Linked DNA regions of Homo sapiens: region 1 is linked to region 2. Evidence: chromatin loops called from intact Hi-C (ENCODE). Cell type or tissue: IMR-90. All regions are shown on one strand. Links, peaks and the distances in the headings refer to the core of each region. The heading gives the core; the rest is flanking DNA. Region 1 overlaps FHIT (fragile histidine triad diadenosine triphosphatase). Region 2 overlaps CFAP20DC-DT (CFAP20DC divergent transcript).

Region 1 (10,940 bases), core at 3,716-7,715, 140 kb before region 2:
AGTTGTGGTTAAAGAGGCAGACGGTGGCCTAGAGGTCTTCAGGGCCTAGCATGACATTAGAGTTAGAAGGTATTAGGCAAGGGAATGACATGATCTGATTTAACTTTTAAAAGGGTCACTCCCTGGCTGGATTAAAGAGAGGTAAAAGTGCAAGCAAAATTATCACAGTGGTTTATATCAGAGATGATATAGTGGAGGTGGAGAGAAATAGGCCCTTTGGGATGTGCCTTGGAAGCAGGTAGAATTTGTTCATGGATTGGGTGCAAAGGCTCAGAAGCTAAGAAGAATTGCTGGTTTTTGGCTCGAGTAACCAGCTGGATGATAGTGCTATTTACTTTACAGACTGAAGTAGGGTAGGAGAGTTACAAGTCAGGGGTTTTTTTTTTATCTTTGGGTGATAAATATAGGTGCCCACTACACATGCGAGAGGAAAGATTAGATGAGCCATTAAACACGCATGGTTGGAACTCATTAAACGTTCCAGGCTAGAAACATAAATGTGGGAGTCATAGGAGATAGTATTTAAAGCCATGGCCTTGAATGAGACCACCTGGTTGGGAAGAGCAGTAGAATAAAGTAAGAGAGCTGAGAATCAAGCGTGGGCCACCCTGACATTTCGAAGGTGGATATGGGAGAAGGGAAATCCTTTCTAAGCAGACAAAGGCAACTACAAGTGCACAGGGCCTAGACATGGACCGTGCTTGGAGTTCTTGAAGAATGTGACGAGAGCACAGTGAGCATGGGAGACACTGGAACAAAATGAGGTCAGAGAGGAGTTTAGATTTTATTCCATGTGTGGTGGGAGGGCATGGAATGAACATGGAACAGGAGTTATAGGTTAAGAATCGGAGTTCTGAAGTCAAGAAACCTGAGCTTGTCAATAAATTCTGCTACTTACTGGGCCAGGTCACCTGTTTGTGCCTTAATTTCCTCATCTGTAATAAAAGGATGATATTAATACCACAAAGGGCTGTTGTGAAATGAAATAATATATGCAATGTGCTTGGATCAGCGCTGAGCACACATAAGTAAGTGCTCAATAAATGTCAGCTCTGATTATTATTGAAGGGGAGAATCATTTGATCTGGTTTATGTTCTTAAATGATGCTGGACTGTAGGGAGTCAAGAGTAGAAGCAAGGGGTCCATTTAGGAGGCTGCTGTCATCAGGGGGCACATGGTTCTTTTTTCAAACCCCGAGGAGTCTCTCCCCTTTCCCTGCTGTTTCCTGGATGGCCCATCACTGTCTCACTGTTCTCTGAGCTAGTGGAGCCAGTCAGGCCCTTACTTTGCACATAGCCTGTGCAATGTCCTGTATTATTATTTATGTCACATCTCTGTGACTGAGTCATGGGCCTGTCTTGCCACTTTTTGTTTTTGGACCCTGCCCTCAGGTCCCTAATCAGAGTGTGATGGTGAGCACTTGTAGCTGTCACCTCCACTGAAGAGAACAGCAGCGGTCTGTCTCAGTACCCTGGAAATACGTGCAAGCCACAGCCCATTTCAGAGGAAATTCTAGTTGTAGAACCCCGGAGCAGAAAAGCTATGGGACTCTGGCCTGAGTGCTGTTAGAAACCAGCCAGGAGGAAGGCCCATTCCCAAAGGGGAGGGCTTCCAGCCCATGCTGCCAGGATGGGCTTCTCAGCAGGAATACAGTTTTCAGGCTCATTTAACTCCTGTGGACACATGTAAGGAGCTGGGCAGGCAATTCGAATTCATTTTCGAGGTGACAGCGCCAAACTTTGGCTGTGTTAGCTCACAGAAACATTAATGGGATAATGTGCTCCATCATGGAGAATGAGAATCAAAAAAGGCTTTAATGGGGCTTCATTATCTCCATCTGTCCATCCATCACTTCTTCTCCATCGCTCACCACTTGAGAAATGAGAACACCCCCAAACTAATTAGATTTATCCTAATCTCCTTTCTGTACCATCCATCCTCTCAGAGGCCATCTGTGAGTGTAGAGTTCAGACCTTTAAGAATTATGCTAATCAGTCTTTTTCTCATTTAAAGCGTTCATCTGATGACCACAATCTGAAACTTCTGGCTGTGACAAAGGGGAAACCATTCTAAGATTTCCTGCTAATTTCAAACACCCTCATCCTCACATACAGGCCACATAAGGGCCAGTTTCTAAGAAAAGAGCTAAGGATCTTTGAGCCAGGTAACAAGTTTTTTTAAAAGTGTGAGGAGAATTTTAATTGGTTTATAATATGAGTGGGAGATGATTTGCATTCATTTATAAAATCAAAAAGGAAGGTGCCTGAGCTGTTAAACTCGGGAATGGATTGTGTGTTTGAGTGGTGCGACCACTGATGTATAAAATGCACAGGAGAACCAATTCACTGAGGTAGGCACCTAGAGGAAAATTACTTACAACTAGATTTTCAGACCTTCTGCATCTGCCGGAGCCTGTGGCCTGGTCACTACAGGCGGGTAAGGAATGTTAAGCAGATTTCTGTGCAGAGAGGTCACTCCAGCATTGCAGTGGTTTGAACCTGGTAGGAGAAAGGGCACTTCTGACACAGCACATTGCCGTTCATTGCAAACCCTAAACACCCCCAGGACCTGATCGGGATGAATAGAAATCATCAGCTCTGGAATTAGGGGGTCCAAACACAAGGCTCTGTGGAATGATTGATGCTAAATTAATTGCTTGTTGAACAAATAAGCACATGAGTCGAAACTGGGAATTATAGCCCAGAGCAGTGCTTCTCAAACCTTAATGTGCCTATGAATTTCTTGGCGATCTTGTTAAAATAGAGTTTTTAGTTCAGTCGGTCTGAGATGAAGCCTAAGCTCCGGCATTTTTAACAAGCTCCCAAGTGATGCTGATGTCGCTGGTCTATAGACTACACTTGGTGTATCAAGAGAAGTTAAGAATTTGAGTTTGGCAAGCAGATAGAACCACATTCAAGTCCTGGCCACTTTCTGGCCGTGGAGCCTTAGGAAAATTACTTCCCTCCTCTGCACTTGATTCATGCAACAAATATGTATTGAATCTCACGTGTGGGCTGTTTAACTGTGCTTAAACAGCTGGAACAAGACAGAAAATGATGCCACTCTCCTAGGTCTTTAATTTGATGGGGAGACAGACAGGAAAAAAAGTTAAAGCAAAAATGTGTCATTACAATTTGTGATAACTGCTAGCAGTAATATTAATGGTGGCTAACATTTATTGAGAACCTACTATGGATGAGGCACTATTTAAGGAAGTTCACATATATCAACTCATTTAATCTTCATAACAACTCTGTTAGGTATGTATGCTCATCTTCTGTTTTCAGATACAAACACTGAGGCACAGGCAGGTGAGGTAACTTGCCGAACCTCACACACCAAAAAGTGGTAGAGACGTGATTTTAAGTCAATCGGTCCAGTTCTGGAATGAACGTTCTTGACTGGGGTCTGCATACTTTCTCTAAAAAGGGCCAGATGGTAAATATTTTAAGCTCTTCAGGCTATTCAGTTTCTGTCGCAAATCCTTAGCTCTGCTGCTGTAGCCCAAAAGCAGCCAAAGACAGTAAATGAGTGAGTGTGACTGTGTTCCAATAAAAGCCCCTTTACCAAATCAGGCACCTGGCCAGATTTGACCCAGTGGCTGTCGTCTGCCAATGCCTGTTCTTGATCATTATCCAAACCAGCGCATCTCACGCTGTAGGGCAGCCCTGTCCAAAATAAACATAATGGGAACCACACATGTGACTATCAGTTTTATAGTAGCCATATTAAAAAAACAGATAAAATTAATTGTAATATTTTATTTAATCCAAAATATCATAAATATTATTTCAGTAGGTAATTAACATGAAATAATTATTAATGAGATATTTTACAGTCTTTTTCACAGTGTCTCCTAAATCTGGTATGTACTTTACACCTGCAATACCTCTCAGTTCAGACAAGCCGTTTTACAGGGGCCTGGTAGTCACATGGGGCTGATGGCTAAGGTCCTGGGCGAGGCAGCTTTAAAGTATTGAGGAATCATTTGGGATGGGGCCTTATGTTCTGCTTTTCTAACAAGCCGCCAGGTGATGTTGGTCTGCAGTCCACACCCGGGACATCAAGATGAAGCCTGCCTCCCTGGGAAGAAAGGAAGAAAGTGCAGGAAGATGGCACAGGAGATGCCAGGCAGTGTAGGGTGCTCCAGGAAGGCTTCGTGAAAAGAGGGAATTAATTACATTGGAAATTGAGACCCAGAGGGTGAGAAGGAGCTAACTCAGGGAACAGTGGGAGGAAAAAGGTCTAAGCAGGATTTTAAAAACATTTTCGATTAAGTGAGTCAAAGCATGCAACCACTTAACATTGAGCTCATGAGGACTCCTAGATTTTTGTGACAATACAAAGGCAGAGAAGATACGCAGCTTTTTGGACCCTCTAGTGTCTCCCTCTCCCCATGCTGGATTAGGTACCCCCTTTCTGTGACTCCCACAGTTGCCCATATTTTCCTCATCACAGCACTTTACAGGCCTTTTGCAGGTGCCTGCTTATTTTCCGGGTCACCCACCGGGGCTGTGAGCTCTGGGCAGGCAGGGCTTGAAGCTTTATCATGGCTCTGCTCGAAGCCTGCTTGTCAGCTAGTGTGCTTTGACTGTGTGAGAATGAAGACAGGGGCCTTACAGAATAAGATTTCCACTCAAGATACAACTGAATTGTGGACCCCTTGAAAACCTTAAGGTGGAAACTCTCAAACAAAAAAATTCAGAGGAGGGAGATGAGCATTGTTTGTTTGAAGTAGGAAAAAGAGGACTTGTGGTACATATGAGCTTTGTGGTCACAGGCAGGTAAGCCACAAGCCGGAAAGCCTACAAATGTGTTCGTTGTGGCAGTCAAAGTAAGTACATGTGAATGAGCTTTGAGAGGGGGCCCTGGCCCTACACTTCCTACATGAGGCTGCTGCTTTTCTCCCTCGATATTCGCTGACCACCACAGGGCTGAATTTGGAGTTGTGGATGCACAAGCTAGTTGCAGTTATATGTAACATCGAGCTCTTCTGGGTGGTCTAAATCTAAAGCCCTGCAAACCCCACACCTCCAAACTCCACTAATGTTCATAGAAGGCTCACAGGGTTCTTTTGCCTTCTCGTTAGGATAATTTTAGACATTTTTTGTGGCATTGCCTCTCCTGAAGAGGCACTATGCACAGTGGTTACGAGAGCTGGCCTTGGCACCAGCCTGCCTGCATTTGCATCCCAGCCCTGTGCCTACCTGGGCCAGTTCCCCGACCTCTCTGTGCTCAGCTTCCTCATGTCTGAAATGGGGATAGTAACACTGCCACCCTGATAAGATGGTCATGAAGATTAATGAATAAATGTAAAGTGTTTAAAACAGTGTTTGCACACAGTCAGTGTTCACTGTTACTGTTCTAAATGGCTTCCACCTGCATTGCTGCATATGTTCCTCCCAGCAATCCTTCAGAAAAGGTGAGGCAAACCGGGGTGATTTCTGCCTAATAGCGTGGGTGATAAAAGTGAGATTCAAGGAGATGAAACAACATGACCCAGAGGGAGTGATAGAGCTCAAGTCCAGGTCTTCTAACTTCAAATTCACTTAACATTCACTTTATACTTGCTTTATGTGGGGCCTGGAATGTAGATTAGTGAATGCAGATCAACGAAGCACAGCAGAGCTCCCCCTCAGTGGTGGAGGTGGGTGTGCTAACATGGAGATACAAGCCAGTGACTGTGGAGGGGGACTGTCCTGGTCAAGGTTGTGCGAGTGCATGTTATGTGTTTGTTTTAGTGTGTCATAAAGTTGCTGGGCTCCTTGGAGGCAGATGTATCCTTTGTGGGCTTTAAAGCTGTGACTCATGGATCCCTGAGGGTGTACAAACCTTCTAGAAATTTCAAGTAAAGTGTATGCATTTATGTGTGTGCACACATTTTTCTAGGGAAAGGAGTCATACATAGCTTTGATCAGATTCTAAAAAGTGCTGACATGCCTAAAAATGATAAGCACTCCCGTTTTAGAGCAACTTAGAGGTAATTTGTGAAATTTTTTTATGACGAGAAGTCTGTGTCTTGAGTGTGAGCTTGTGCACGTTCCCCACAGACATAGAGACACTACTAGTCTGAAGAAGGAAAGTAATTCTTCTTAGGACAACCCTTCCTGCTGTTCTTCCATGTCAGCATTTCCAGTGATTTGCTGGGCCAAGGAGTAGCTGCCCTTTAGTAATTATTTAATTGCTTAGAACTTTATTTCCCCATCTGCAAAGTGGGAGGCGATAGCTTCTACTTCACAACACTCTATGGGGGGTTTCACCCTCAAACATACCCCAAATGTAATAGGCCCTCAATGAACCTGACCTCCCTTCTTTATCTGGTGTCAAGCTTTCCGTTGGATCTATTCCAGGAGATATTCTTGGAGAATTGTCTTTTTTAAAAATTATTATCATATTCCCATGCTTTTCCTCCTGGATAAAGGTTGTATCTTTTCCCCAGAATGATTCTCATTTCCTGTCTTTGGCCTTTATAGAGCAGGTTCATTCTCTCTTGTTCTCCTTCCATCTATTATGACATCTTGGGAAAGCCCACCTGTTCTTCCTTCTGCAATTCGATTCATTGAGTTGTGCTCTGTTATTTGTTGTCTTTTGTAATTGGTAAGTGGTATTTTTGGTCCATTATTGTCTTATGTGAGAAGAGAACAAAATAATCCCGCTACCCTCACCCTAAGAAAATTTAAATTCCATGTTGTTGCCCTCCAAAACTAGAGTGCAGGTATTTCAAGCAGTCATTTTACGTGTTAAATAAAAGAGGCGATGTGCAAATGTGAAAACAGGCACCATCTAAGCTTGACTTTTACCTTAGAAGCATTACAGTGTTCATAGTGCTTCATCCACTTCTGGGATTTGTTGTATTGATTCTTTCAGCCTCCTGGGCAGAAGCAGAGTGGCACAGGCATGGGTGAGGTCAAGGGTTGAGCATGGGAGTCCGAAAGGCCTGTTGTGGACTCCTTCCCTGCCACTTGACAGCTGTGCAGACCTGGACACATCACATAGCTTTTCTGAGCCTTGGCATCTGTGAAACGGGGAGTAGTGGTAACCAGAGTATATGTATTAGAGGGCTAGGGCTGCCGTAATCAAGTACCACAACCTGGGTGGGTGGCTTAAACAATGGAAATTTGTCGTTTTACAGTTCTGGCAACTACAAGCCCGAGGTGAAGGTGTCAGCAGAGCTGTTCCTCCTGAGGGCTCTAAGGGAGAATCTGTTCAGTGTGTCCACTTCACTGCTGGGAGTTTGCTGATGATCTTTGGCATTCCATGGCTTAGAGATCCGTCACCCCAATCTTTGCCTTCATCTTCACTTAATCTCTTTGCGTGCATGGCAGCTGCTGGGTCCAAATTTTCCCTTTGTATAAGGACACCAGTCATATTAGATTAAGGCTGACCCTAATGCCCTTCTTTTAACCTGATTACCTCTACAAAGACCCTATTTCCAAACCAAGTTACATTCTGAGACATTGTGGATTAGGGCTTCAACATATATTTCAGGAGGATGCAATTCAACCTATAGTAATAACTAATTACCACATAGGGTTGTTAGGACGATTCGATGAGATAGTCCACAAAAAAGAGCTTTTTGCAGTGCCTGGCACATGGTAAGCCCTAGGTGAATTGAGCCTTATTAGTGTGGGAACTTATCATGCCCTCGTTCAACCAGAAGCTGACCTTTCTCCCTTACAAGTCTGGGCATTTTTCTGTGTTTTGTTTAGTTTTGTTTTGCTTTTCCTTGTCTCTCATTTTTCATCAACCCAAATTGAAATGGAAAAGGCAATGCATAGAGCAGTTGAAACATGGACAATTCTGTCATTTGACCATCAGAATTCCTTCTACTGTCATTTCTCCTCAGTTTGAATTTATATTAGTAAAAACAGATTTGTGTGTGTAAAAATACACAGAAACATACTATAACAGTTCAATCCGTGTAAATCATTTGAGAAGCTGTCCTAAATAGCAGAATGGGTTTATCTGAGGGGAAATTTTGAAACCAAAGTAATTATCAGATGGCCATTTTTTTCAAAAAAAAAAAAAAAATCAAAACTAGTCCAGTATTGAGAAAACACGTTATTGGAATCAAATAAGCTGGCAGCAAAGTCTGCCGTTCCGTGTGTACTGCTATGGTATCCGAAACATAATTATCAAGTTTAAGTTAATTAGACTAATGCTCAGAAAATCTGGCCTGGCAGCTTGCGGTAAGTAATTATATATACTGATTAAAAATGTAATACGTGGTGAGCAGAGGCAAAGGCAACTCCATTCGACACAGCCTGTGCACATACATAATTAAGAAGCCATGTAGAAGAGTGCACACAATGAGAAGGAACTTTGTAGAGACTAGCAGGCGTCCAGCCAAGCCTTCTACAGGGTGGGATGCAGGTTCCCACCTTACCCAATGGAGGGTGAGCAGGTGTCACTGTGGGGCCAGCACAGAGAGGGCACGTGACCATGGGTTCTCACTGCTTGGCAGATCACCCAAAACACACTCCGAGCCACAGCCTGGTGCTCCAGCCTGTCGTTTCTGTTTCCTCTCAAGTTTCCGCCTCAAAAGATGATTAGCTGTGAGACAGCCAGAGGTCAGCTTCCTTGTTGATCTTCTATCCTCCGAAATTATGAAATTGACATTAATTATGGGTCACAAATCAGGGTAGGATGCCAACCTCTGTGTGCAGGCACAGACATACCTTTTATTTGCCCTTCTGCTGGCAGAGTGGTTTTCTTTCCAGCTTTCCTTAAAAGAGGGAAGGATATTGTTATGTGGGATCCAGGGGCAAAGACTTGAGGTACTCAAGGTTAGGCTGTCTACCCTGATTCTTTGTAAGTAAGTTTATTATGCTGTAAGAGTTTGATTCAGTAAATATAGTTACATTTTAAGATTGGCGAAGGCCACAGAGAAATCTTATTTTGTTCTGGATCTCTTTTACAATGTGTATCTGTTCCTGCCTCACTAGTATATCATATGGTTTACATAACATAATTAAACTCTTATTTGAGGACTGAGGATGGGTACAACTATGTCATCCTTCTGAATATCTACTGTGATAAGTTTATCTGGGCAAGAAGTATTTAGTGAGCCTCTCCTATGTGCCTAGCTTTGGTTTTATAAGGTCATGGTTAAGGTATTAGATTGAACCATATGACATTGATGTCTGGGAAGTCAAAGAAAAGATTGGCTATTGTGAAAAGACATGATTTTGCCCCCAGGAAACCTATAGAGTGGAAGATAAATTAGAAGGCATGTACAATAAGTGTCCTGAAATGGAACCATCTTGGAGGGCCACCTAAGTCCAGTGCTGGTGGATCAGGGGAAGAAATGCCATCCATGCAGGGAGAACAGTATGTGCAAAGGGCTGGTAGTGAGATACAAGGCAGTTGTTTAAAGAATAACTCCTACTCACATGAGATGGAAACAGGACAAAGGGTTGAGAGATGCAGGTAAAATGGTAAAGGCCTGCTACTGTGCCAAGAAAACCATGTCCAGGACCAGTAAGTCAGGACCAGAGCATTTGATGTCAAAGGATTAGGAGATGGAGTCGAAATTGCACTGGACCATTACCTAGAATTTCTGCTTTTTAAATAAGAGAACCCACGATATAAGCTCTGTCAGTTGTGATGTTCCAATTCAGAGACTAGATGCAGGCCACCCCTGTTATATTTAGTTGAGGGACCTTTTTAGTAGAGCAACACTGAGGCTTTTAGTCCAACATGGCAGAAGACTCAAGCAATTCACTGAATCTCCCTGGGCCTTTGTTCCCTTCTCTATAAAATGGGGATAATAATATTGTGCCTCTACCTACCCTAGAGTTCATCAAATAACATTCTGTATGCAAAAGAGCTTTAAGTTAAGTTAGAGCCTCAATTTAGTCTGTATTGCTTAGCAAATGCTATGTATTGTTATATGAGGAGGGGGAATAGACAGAAAGGGAGTGGGACCCTGGAGTCCCAACTGCCTACTAGCTATGAGATCACATCTCTAAGCCTTAACTTCTTCATCTAAAAATGGAAATGACAGCACCATGGATGGGGTAGGTACTCTTATGAAGAGTAAATGAGATCATGTTTGTACTTGGCACTGAGCACATTGCCAGGCAGACAGCAAGCACTCAATAGAGCTCCATTAAAAATAACAATAACAACAACATAATTATTCCATCCTTAATGTTGGGCTCCAGTCCTTTGATGTTTCCACTTTCCGGGAGCAAAAATTTCCCCAACATTGGACCGAGGGCATCTCTCCTTCAGCCAGGAACACCACTCCATTTTTCTTTTTGAGACCAAGTCTCACTCTGTTGCCCAGGCTAGAGTGCAATGATACAATCTCGGCTCACTGCAACATTCACCTCCCGGGTTCAAGCAATTCTCCTGCCTCAGCCTCCCGAATAACTGGGATTACAGGTGTCCACCACCCCACCTGGCTAATTTTTGCATTTTTAGTAGAGATAGGGTGTCACCATGTTGGCCAGGCTGGTCTCGAACTCCTGACCTCAGGTGATCCACCTGCCTCAGCCTCCGAAAGTGCTGGGATTACAGGCGTGAGCCACCGCGCCCGGCCCAGCTCTCCATTTTTCATAGAGTAGTATTTGTTCCTTGTGGTTTATCTGCATTTTGGCTGAAGGATCGAGTCCAGAATCTGACCCCCTCCTGTTGTAAGTAGATGAGTTTTCTCTCCACCCAAGGCCCAAATAGCCATTTGCAATGTGAAAGAACAGTTAATCGGGGTTGTTTTGCATCTGGGATGCCAGAAAATCACTTTTTTCTTGATTTAAAAGAAATTTAATTTTGGCATCTGGTAGACACAGTCTGATAACCAATTAGGAACTCTCACAGATTTTGAAGCAATAAATTGGCTACTAGGCTTTACTCTAATGTCAATGAACTGGGGTGAGTTATTGCCAAAATCAATCAAAAAGAGAGAAAGGAGCAAAATTGCTTGGAAATTAGTTTA
Region 2 (10,940 bases), core at 3,006-7,005:
CTGGCAGTCATGCAAGCAAGATGGTCAACGTCAGATACACAAGGCTGGCTTGAGCAGTGTTCACTGGGGAAAATTCATGGACAGGGGAGCAGAAACAGGTACGTAGATACTCATTGCCCATTGCATTCTGGAGCAGCACTCAGAGCCACAGCAATTTAGAGCTCAGACCCCGGTAGGAGGACCCTGACTTACAGGCTATGTGGCTTTTAAGCTGCTGTGGTCTTGTGATATAGTAAGAAATATGTATTTGATTCCTGACCCAGTTCCAAAGACACAGCTCCTAAGACCTTCATATATAGAGATACCAGGAGAATCTTTTGTTCTGGTATTGGGTCTTTGACCCCAGTTCCTGATGCAGAGATCCTAAGACCACCTTTGTAATTTTCAGAGTGATAGGAAGCATCTAACACAGAGCCCCTAAATCCCTTAGAATTTTCTGGGTTATAGGAGCATCTTTTGTTCTGATGAGGTGACTCTCGGTTGGCTCCTGGATAGCCTCAGGATTGGGGTTGGTTGCTAGGGAAACCAACCATGTTTATTAAGGGGTTGGAATTTTCAGCCCCAAACCCTGACATCTGGGGAGGGGAAAGGATTGAAAGTTGAGTTGATCACCAATAGCCAGTGGTTTGATCAATCATGCCTACTTAACAAAGTCTCCATGAAACCCAAAAGAACAGGGAGCTTACAGAAAGCTGAGCATGTGGAAGTTCCTGGAGAGCAGCTTATCCAGAGTGGGTATGGAAGCTCCAGGCCCCTTCCCATATACTTTGCCCTATATATCCCCTCAATCTGGCTATTCATATCTATATCCTTTACTCTGTCATTAATTATAAGCCAGTAAACCCAAGTAAAGTGTTTCCCTGAGTTCACTAAGCCATCCCAACAAATTAAATGAACCGAAGGAGGGTGTCATGAGAACCCCTGATTTATAGCTGGTCAATCAGAAGTTTAGGTGACAACCTAGTACTTGCTATTGGCATCTGAAGTGGGGGACAGTCTTGTGGGACTGAGCCCATAATCTGTGGAATCTGATGATATCTCCCAGTAGAAAATGTCAGAATTGAGTTATAGGACACATAGTTGGTGTCTACTGGATAACTACCTGGTGTGTGGGAACCTGCTCCCCAAGCCCCCTGCAAAACACACATGTGATATCAGAAGTGTTGTGCTGAGAAACGTGTGAAAATGGAGAGAGAAAAAAAAATTAGTTTTTTCATTTAAAGCCAAATAGTTAGGGAAGCACTCACCCCTCCCCTGGCATAACCTGGGGCCAGAATACAGTAGCAATATGGTAAGTTGGAGTCTCAGTGCCAATCCCTAAAACTGGCTCAGGGTTTATAGCTCCTTCCCTGATCTGGAAGCTTAATTTCAAGCCTTACAGTTGTGGATCTATAATAAGAAAAGCTTGAGACCGAATTTGTCACTTCATAGTTCCTGCTTGAAGAAGAAACCATCTCTTACCTGGCATAATGGGTGGCAATGGTGGTGGCAGTGGCAGCAAGGGTTGCTATCCAAGACTTGGAATGCAGCAGGATTGCTTTTTTTTTTTTTTTTTTTTTTTTTTTTAACAGAGTCTCTCTCTGTCGCCCAGGCTGGAGTGCAGTGGCGTGATCTCGGCTCACTGCAAGCTCTGCCTCCAGGGTTCATGCCATTCTCCTGCCTCAGCCTCCCAAGTAGCTGGGACTACAGGCACCCGCCACCATGCCCGGCTAATTTTTTGTATTTTTAGTAGAGACGGGGTTTCACCGTGTTAGCCATGTTAGCCAGGATGGTCTCTATCTTCTGACCTTGTGATCAGCCCGCCTTGGCTTCCCAAAGTGCTGGGATTACAGGCGTGAGCCACCGCACCTGGCCCCAGGATTGCTTCTTAAAGCACTCGGCAGTGGCCAGTTTCTACAGAGTACTGGCAGCTGCTGTGATTTGAATGTGTTCCCCAAATTTTACATGTTGGAAACTTAATCCCCAAAGCCTCAATGTTGAGAGGTCAGACTTTTAAGTGGTGATTAGGTATGAGGGCTCCGCTCTCATAAATGGATTAATACCATTATTGCAGGAGTCAGTTAGTTGTTGCTGCAGTGGGTTAGTTGGGTTAGTTATTGCTGGAGTAGATTAGTTATTACAGGAGTGGGTTAGTTACTGCTGAAGCAGGCTCCTTATAAAAGGATGCATTTGGTTCCCCTTGGCCTCTCATCCTCTCTTTGCTCTTCCAACATGATATGATGCAGCAAGAAGGGCCTCACCAGATGCAACCCCTTGATCTTGAACTTCCCAGTCTCCAGAATCATGAGCCAAAAAAAAAAATCCATTGTTTTTAAATTACCCAGTTTTTGGTATTCTATTATAGCAACAGAAAACACAGAGGCCAATCCTCTTTTTGGAAGGTCTGCCTATGGGTATTGGTCTGAGACAAGTTAACAGTTACCAATCACTAGCATATAATACGTATTCAATAAATGTGTTTAATGAACATATGAATGACTTTTGCCCATTTACTGCAAGATTAAATAATCATTAGAAAAAAACAATTGACTTTTATTGAGCATTAACCAAAGAGAAACTCAGCTCTATTTCTCTGGCTTCCTTTTGTCTGTGCACATACCATGCTTGTTCTTGCCTGCCTGTCTTCCTCTCTTGCTCTTATTTTCTAGAAGAAAAACCACCCACCCCAATGTCTTGCACACTGCAACAACTCTGTGAACACTGGTCATTATTCTACTGTTGTTATTGGTGCTCTTTACTGGCCAAAGCTCAGTGGGAGGACTACTATCTAACACAAGTGCCCTGCAGGACAGAAAGAACAAGAGTGCTAGAGCTTTTGTGCATCTGGGCCATTTTTTCATTTGACATATGAAGAATCTAAGAACCTGCAAGGTGGAAGTGACCTGTTCAAATAGCAGCAAAGTCAAAAGCAGATGTAGCTCTCTATCTCTGAGCCTCTAATAAAATTAATCTAAATAGTTGTCAATTAGCAGTTCACAGCTGTATTTTGTTTAATATACCTAGTTTAGGTCTCTAGTAATTATTTTTCTCTGGAGAATTAGTTGCCCCTTCTAGCAGGGCCAGGAACGTTCCAATTTTCCACAGCCTACTCCACGTCTTACTCCATCTCACATTGGCCTGCTTCCCTCCCTCATGTATCTGCCTGCCACCTGAGGTATTTGAGTATTCAAACCACATCTATATGCCTGTGCTTAGAAATTCAATTAGCTCAAGACTAGTCCTTGAAGGCTGACCTCCAAACTAAAGGTCAGCCCCCTTCAAAATTCCAAGGAAACTGGTCATTGCCTAGTGCTTAAGGCAACTGATCTGAGTGATCCCCAGTCCTGGGCCAGATTCTACACACGTACTCTCATCATGCTGGTTTTTAAATGTACCACTTCATATATAATAATCATATTTTCTTTAGTAGATTCTCGGGCCCTAAGGTGAGGTTATGCTTTTACATCTCTTGGTATTTTGCGTATCACCTGGCTTTATAACAATCACACTTCTGCACCCTCAGAAGCACAATGAAGGACAAATTCCCAGGAATCATCTACAGAATTTGGGTTCTGGCTGTCCTGGGCAGGGACTAGGAATGGCATATGGTCATTCTGTACAATTCTGCCACTGCAGATCCAGAAACTGAACTTTGAAAAACACAAGGTGCTGGAGCTCTGGAAGAGGCTCAATCAAGACATGAGGACTGATTTGTCCCTACCCGAGCATCTCCACCCTGCAGATGTTTTTCTTTTTGCCTGCTTAGTGTGTTTAAGAAAGAAAATTGAATTATCACCAATATTTTAAAGACAGGAAGATGTCATAAGCCAGATTTCAGACTCCCTTTGAAAAAGATCCGATCATGTAAAGGCCCTGGGCATGCCCTTATTCCTGGGAAAAACCATCTGGAATCTGCATCTGCTGTCCTCCCACCCTCACCTGTGGTCACAGCAGTCTCCCAGGTCCTGTGTCAATAGGCCCCAGCCCCATTGCTTATGGCCTCTGTTGACATTTGCTTTTGTAACCCCCTTCATTCTGAAACTTTACACCTCTTTGATGAGCCCATCATCAACCAGGGCACCAGCCCTTTCTGGTTGAGGTCTGTATGACAATGCCACCTGCTTGGTGGGTACAGGCACAGCCTACTGCCTTCTAGCTAAATAGAGAGGTTAGGGGAATAAACCTCACACTATGGTGATCTTAAAACTTGTGCAAACATTCAGATGAATAGATCCAGGCATTCATGAACCCTGGAATGAGGTTTTTGAAGCTGGGCCTCAACCTAGAAACTTGGGATCACTTTTAAGAGTATATTGAGATGATGTCAGTCCCAATAAAAGTAGAGGACCGAGAAGTAGATTAACTCACATGCCCTGAGAGACATGGCAACTGGACTGAGAAACTGCTGATTGATGGAAGAAGTCAGATCAAATAAGTGACAACCTGTCACAGCCAAAATAGAGTGGCGGTTAACAGGAAATCTTCTTTCTCAGTGGGACAGGTCAGGCAAAGAGCCTGATGGTCAACTGAGAGTGTATGAAATATCATTGGTAGAGCAGCTCAAACATCTCTGCCTAGGTGTATTGGTAGGACTGTTTGGGAACTCTTTGGCTACAGAAGTCTGGGCCATCACAACATTTTTGAGCTGCAACAGTGCCTTGGAGCTCAGCTAACAGAATGTCCACATTCTAAAAATTCAGAATCAGACTGAGAGAGGAAATCTGCCATCCACTTGGACTCACAGTTCCTAGAGAACAACTTTTAGAGTAAAAAACAAAACTTTATAGATTAGTTTATATGAATAACTTGGGAATCTTGTTAAAATACAGATTCTGATTCAGGAGATCTGAGTTACAACCTGAGATAAACAGCAAATTCCCAAGTGATGCCAAGACTGCTGGTCTCATGACTGCAATTCTCCAAAAGTACAGTGGAAGTTTAGGTGGAATGTAGTAAACTGGGAGGGGATGGTAAAGCTAACCTCTTCTGGGTCAGCAGGAGTAAGTCCCTGGGGAGCCCAGAGAGAGGGCCTGACTCCTGGAACACTTTAAAACCAAACTGCATTGATGATGCTCAAAAGAAATTCCCCTCTTCAATGCATTTTAAATGAGCCAGCAAAGGATTTCAAAGGTCACCCTTCTTTTACGGTTGATTCTTACAAAATCATGAACTATATTTTCTAATGAGCCCAATTAGAACATTTCTCCTATGGAAGATTCCCATGGGGGCAGGTGAGAGCAAGGGGAATGAAAATAACTTTGCCATGAGTGGTTGAGATTCCAAACCCAGGTTCCCTGTGATGGCTCAGGCAAAATGCTAGGAGCTCTCTGACAATTTTATCCAGAAGCCAAGTCTAAGGTCACTCGGTAGAACCTTGTTCTTTGCACCAGAAAACACAGAAGTAGGGTGGCTCAGCTGGCCAGCTGGGAATCAGACTAGTCACAGCTTAAAAATTTCCTCTCAGGTTTTGTATCTGGTTATCAGATGCTGCCATCCTAAGGGAGAAACAGAACCATAAGGTACCCTCAGCCCTGTCCTTTCAGGAGTGTCTGCTCACAAATGCATACTGCCAAAGATCATCCTCTCCTAATTACAATTCCCTTTTCTGTGGGCATTATCTCTGGCTCGCCTATATTGAGCCCCAGAAACGTGCTGTCTGATCAGCACCAGAACTCTGAGACATATTGTCTGCAGAGCAGGGCTTCTCAGACTTGGCAATCGTCACATTTTGGGTTGATAATTCTTGATTACGGGGCTCACGATCGAGCAGCATCCCTCACCTCTACCCACTAGAAGCCAGTAGCAGTACCCCTCCAAGTCATGACAATTTAAAATCTCTCCAGACATGGCCAAATGTCTTGTAGGGTGGGGGAACAAATTGCCCTTGGTTGAGAACCACAGTCTATAGTCGAACTGCAGGGATTCAAATTTAAGCTCTTGTGCTTCTTAGCCATGAGAACTCGGGCACAACACTTACCTCTCAGACATTAGTTTCCTCATCTGCAAAAAAGTAAGGTAATTTAACAATAGCATCAATCATAACACCATTACCTCCTAAGGTCATTGGGATGATTAAATGAATTAATGCACACATAGATCTCAGAACAGTGACTGAAACAGAGGAAGGGCCAAAAAAGCATCTGCTACATTACCAGCTTAGACTCCTTCACTATCATTGTCACCAAACCTGATGGAGACCCATCATTCAAACCACAAACCTCATGGGGCCAGTTTGCCAATTTTACAAACCTTGACATTTAAGCACCTTAGCTCTCTCTCTCTTCTTTATCTGAGAGCAAGGTAAGTGAACAGCATAAGAAATTTTTTCCGTCAAGTTCAAAAGAAACAGTGAGAAAGAAAGTACAGAAGAGTGTGAATTGAATTCCCAAGGAGTCTACATATGAAAGATTCTTTTTATGCCTAAGGATTTTATATTCAGTTTCCCTAGAAGGGAAGACAGATAAACTCTCCTGGCACAAGCTGAAGCCACATTCCCTCCATCCAGCCTCCCCAGCCCCCATCTGTCTGTCTCTGTCTTCCTTACACACACACACACACACACACACACACACACACACACACACACACATGCTTAGGAGAAACAGGAACCAGAGGAGATTCAGACATTTATTTTGCTTTGGCAAATCTACCACTGACCTAAGAAGCCAGGACTTTTGTTTGCTTTAGAATCTCAGATGGGAAAAGGCACCCTAAGTTATTTATTTGTTTTTTCATGAATTCTTTTTTATTCTGTACTTAGAGTCAGTCAGGGATGGCAAGCATGTGGTGTCGGCCTGTAGGGCAGCTGTGTACATCTGGGAGACATTCATAGTGTGAGCACTGACTCTGTCATTCCCCAGCATAGAAGGAGCAATGTAGCTGGTGCTTCTGTGCCCCTATGAGCAGCCCAAATTCCAAAAATTCCATGGGAAGAAGGGACACGGCTGGCTGAGCACACTGTGATTCCCACCACAGCTGAGTGCAGGGATCCTGGGGTGAAAAATGAGATTGTAAACATCACCCTGGCAGCATTTTCATCAGATGAAGAGATGGAAGGCCTGCACGATCTCAAGGGAGCCTGGGAAAATCAACACAATGCCTGCGTATATTTTCTAGATGGGCAAAATAAAAACAAACCAAAAAAGAGGTTTAAGGAAGACGATGATGCAAGAAAGCACATCAGCACAATAAACAAAAGATTGCCAAGCTACAATTGCAGGTTGGAGGTTAGGCAAATTGTCATACATAACAAACAAGCAATTTAAATGACTCCTGGACAGTCTCAGAGGCATCATTTGAAGTACCACCTTGAATTTATTTTGCAGCAGTTGCCATGCCAACAGGAAGACTGTATTCCAAAGGGTAAATGGACACTCCACCCCCAAGCTGCCTTGCACCTGATGCTTCAACTAAGCTGGGTTTCTCACTGCTCCCTAGGCCTGTCACGCCTCCTCTCACACCCGAAACACCTTCAAAAGTTATCTCCGAGGTGCAGTCTTGTGTATGTGCAATCTCTCCCTCTCCTTCGAACATTCTGCCCACACTCCTTGCAATGCTGCCTGCTGCCTCTGGCCAGACCATGAGCCCCTCATCCCTGACATGGCAGGAAGTGCCTTCAGTCCATCCTTGAGCCTAGCCCAGTGCCTGAAATACAAAAGAAGGTGTGAGAAGTTGAGATGGTGAAGGCTCAGACATCACACCTACTGCATGGTGTGGTTTTCAGGTGATTGTCGTCTTATTTTTTTAAGCAACACATAAAGCACCAAGGAAAACAACTCATGCCAGGGTGGATGCTTAATGAATATTTGTTGAATGGCTAAACAAACGAATAAACAAATGGATGTCAGATGAATTGGGTTTTTTAAAATAACTCTCTCTTTACTTATGTGTAAAGTTTGCCTATTGAAGATCAGGCACCATTTCACAGCAGAATTAGTTACACGAATCACAATTGCTAGTTACCGAATGTTAGCTATCTGCCAGGTCTTCTTTGTTTGTTTTTGAGACAGAGTCTCAGTCTGTCATGCAGGCCGGAGTGCAATGGCATGATCTTGGCTCACTGCAACCTCCGCCTCCTGGGTTCAAGTGATTCTCCTGCTTCACCCTCCTGAGTAGCTAGGACTACAGGCATGTGCCACCATGCCCTGCTAATTTTTGTATTTTTAGTAGAGACGGTGTTTCACCATGTTGTCCAGGCTGGTCTCGAACTCCTGACCTCGTGATCTGCCCACCTCAGCCTCCCAAAGTGCTGGGATTACAGAAGTGAGCCACTGAGCCCAGCCCAAGTCTTGTTTTAAGCTCCTTGCTCACATTCTTTCCCATTGTCACAATACACTACAAGGTTGCTTCTATTTCAGTGAAGGAAAGTGAGGCTCAAGAAGGGAAAGTAAACTACCACCACCACTACACTACAGTAATATAGGAGGCAACAGAGGGGGCTTTGAATTTGAATCCAGGTCTGTGTGGTCTCCAGGCCCTTTTCTCAGCCCTTGCAGAAAGGCTAAGTGCCCAGGGCCCAGAATTAGACAGACCTGGGCTCAAATCCCAGCCTTGCCTTGTGCCAGGTACATAACATTGGGCAAACAACTTGAGCTATCTCACCGTTAGCATCCTGTAATGTAAAATGATCACCACATTCCTAAAGGTGTTGATGGGGAGAGTGAGTGGGATCATGTACTCAGAGCACTTACTCCATGCCTGGCACAAAGATGTTGGTGAATGGGAAAACAATCATGTTTGGTGATCTTACGACTTTGCATAAACAGAACTTACTTCCCATTTTTGGAAATGTAGGCTATAGACCACTCAAAGACAAGCATCAGCCTATATTTACATGATTCCAAACAACCACATGGACATTTAAATAGTGGGCACTCCTGTTTGCAAATGTCCCTCCCTCTTTTTCTCTGGAGACAAAAGGAATTAATGCTATTATAAGTGTACTTGCTTAGTTACACACACATACATACATGTTTATTTCTATTTGGCTTATTTATGTTTTTTTCATGTTCTAGAATCTTTATTTTTCAGCCACTGATGAACAGAAGGATCTCTTTTCTATCTTTAGCATACCTTCCTGTCTTGCTTCATCTGAGCTTCTGTTTACATCACAGACATATATCAACACTATTTCTGACTTCTCTCGTAATTAGTGGCCTAGTTTGAAGCAGAAGCAAGGAAGTTATCTTGGTAGGTGGAGACAGGAAGAAAGAGAAAATAGGGAGAGAGAACCAGAATCCTTGGACCACCTCCCAGTTTCTGCCATTTGTTCGTGAGGTATTTGTGAATTTGGACTTGCCTTGGAATTTTGGGGTAAGGGGAAGTTTTAGGACCATCCAGTGCTGAAAAATTTCTTCCAATGTATCTAGGATTCCAGGACTCCAATGTTGAATGCTTTTGTACTAATCAGCTTGGAAAACAACAGTGCTCAACAGCCCTTGAAATTTCTCATTTTGGACCTATCTCAGGTGAATCAGCTGACAGCACACACAGCAACACAAAATTTTGATAGGAGACTCCTCAAAGGTTCTGTAACTAAACGTAATTGTGCAACCAGTAAGGACCTCCTGGCTGGAGGTACCTGCTGCTTGATTTCTGCATCATCATTTAACTTCCTTAGAAAGCACTGAGTGGGAGGAGAAGCACATGAATTCTTCAAGGGAGATTTAGGGGATGAGTATAAGACACTTGAGAAAAGAGGGTCTGGGCCTTGGAGCAAGTGAAGCCAACCAGGATCAGCTGAGTGCAGCTTGTTTGGGAAGTCAGTCTTCCAACTGTGGAAGTGGACTTGCTAGTGATGACACATGGACACTTGATTATATAAGCACCCTTGTAAACAGAATGGATTCCTGGGAGTCAGAGGCCACTTTGTATACTTCTCAGGTGACTGTCCTGAGAAATTTCCTGTGATTACCCAGCACAGCACAGTGAATGTAGTAGTTGATCAATAACTATTGCCTGGAATATATGATGTTTTTTGAAGTGAAGATTTTACCTCCATATAAACAGTTGGAGACAACATAGTAGAGAATGTATCACAATGAAGAGATCAGAAAGAATCAGAAAGGTCGCCTTCAAATCCCCACCTTACCACTTACTAATTATACAACCTTGATATTTCCATCTATAAAATGGGGATAACATGAGGACCTACTTTGCATAGGGGAGCGAGGATTGAAATATGAATAAAACACATTGCATAGTGCCTGGTACATAGCGGTGCTCAAAAGATGTTAACTAAGGCTAGCGATTACAGTGAAAAATAATCATTTTTCTGTCAATTTCAATCAATTGCTGTGGTTTGCCTACAGAAAAACCATTACAGTGTTTATTAGGTAGAGGAGGTGTCCAGTTTTTCATTTTGACCAGGGAACGAGTCAATTTGTCTTTTGCAAAGACAGCTTTAAGGTGGATATAATAATAAACACATGTTTGTTTGTTTTTATTATACTTTAAGTTTTAGGGTATATGTGCACAACGTGCAGGTTTGTTACATATGTATACATGTGCCATGTTGGTGTGCTGCACCCATTAACTCATCATTTACATTAGGTATATCTCCTAATGCTATCCCTCCCCCTCCCCCCACCCCACAACAGGCCCCAGTGTGTGATGTTTCCATTCCTGTGTCCAAGTGTTCTCATTGTTCAATTCCCACCTATGAGAGAGAACATGCAGTGTTTGGTTTTTTGTCCTTGCGATAGTTGCTGAGAATGATACTTTCCAGCTTCATCCATGTCCCTACAAAGGACATAAACTCATCATTTTTTACGGCTGCAGAGTATTCCATGGTGCATATGTGCCACATTTTCTTAATCCAGTCTATCATTGTTGGACATTTGGCTTGGCTCCAAGTCTTTGCTATTGTGAATAGTGCTGCAATAAACATGCGTGTGCATGTGTCTTTATAGCAGCATGATTTATAATCCTTTGGGTATATACCCAGTAATGGGATGGCTGGG

The links. A loop is a pair of places that touch in the nucleus more often than their neighbours do. Peaks named below come from ENCODE experiments on the same cell type or tissue, not always from the same donor. Only the 100,000 strongest peaks of a DNase experiment are listed, where the experiment ranks them.
Region 1: it touches region 2 in a loop (1.9-fold over the local background); 1 of 110 quality-filtered maps calls a loop at or near these places.

What each region holds. Positions count from the first base shown.
Region 1 is chr3:59,766,824-59,777,763 of GRCh38, reverse strand. All of the region lies in intron 8 of FHIT (fragile histidine triad diadenosine triphosphatase), which reads left to right. All of the region lies in intron 6 of CFAP20DC-DT (CFAP20DC divergent transcript), which reads right to left. Among named protein-coding and RNA genes, the nearest start is that of CFAP20DC-DT, 690 kb to the right of the region's middle. In IMR-90, for the core only: no CTCF peak of the experiment used is centred there; a DNase peak (open chromatin) is centred at 5,813; H3K27ac peaks cover 862 bases.
Region 2 is chr3:59,629,321-59,640,260 of GRCh38, reverse strand. The region is part of intron 6 of CFAP20DC-DT (CFAP20DC divergent transcript); the gene reads right to left. It overlaps LOC339902 (hCG1813818), which reads left to right. Exons shown (of 4, transcript NR_149028.1): 3 at 1-98; 4 at 2,649-2,965. Among named protein-coding and RNA genes, the nearest start is that of CFAP20DC-DT, 550 kb to the right of the region's middle. In IMR-90, for the core only: no CTCF peak of the experiment used is centred there; no DNase peak of the experiment used is centred there; H3K27ac peaks cover 1,290 bases.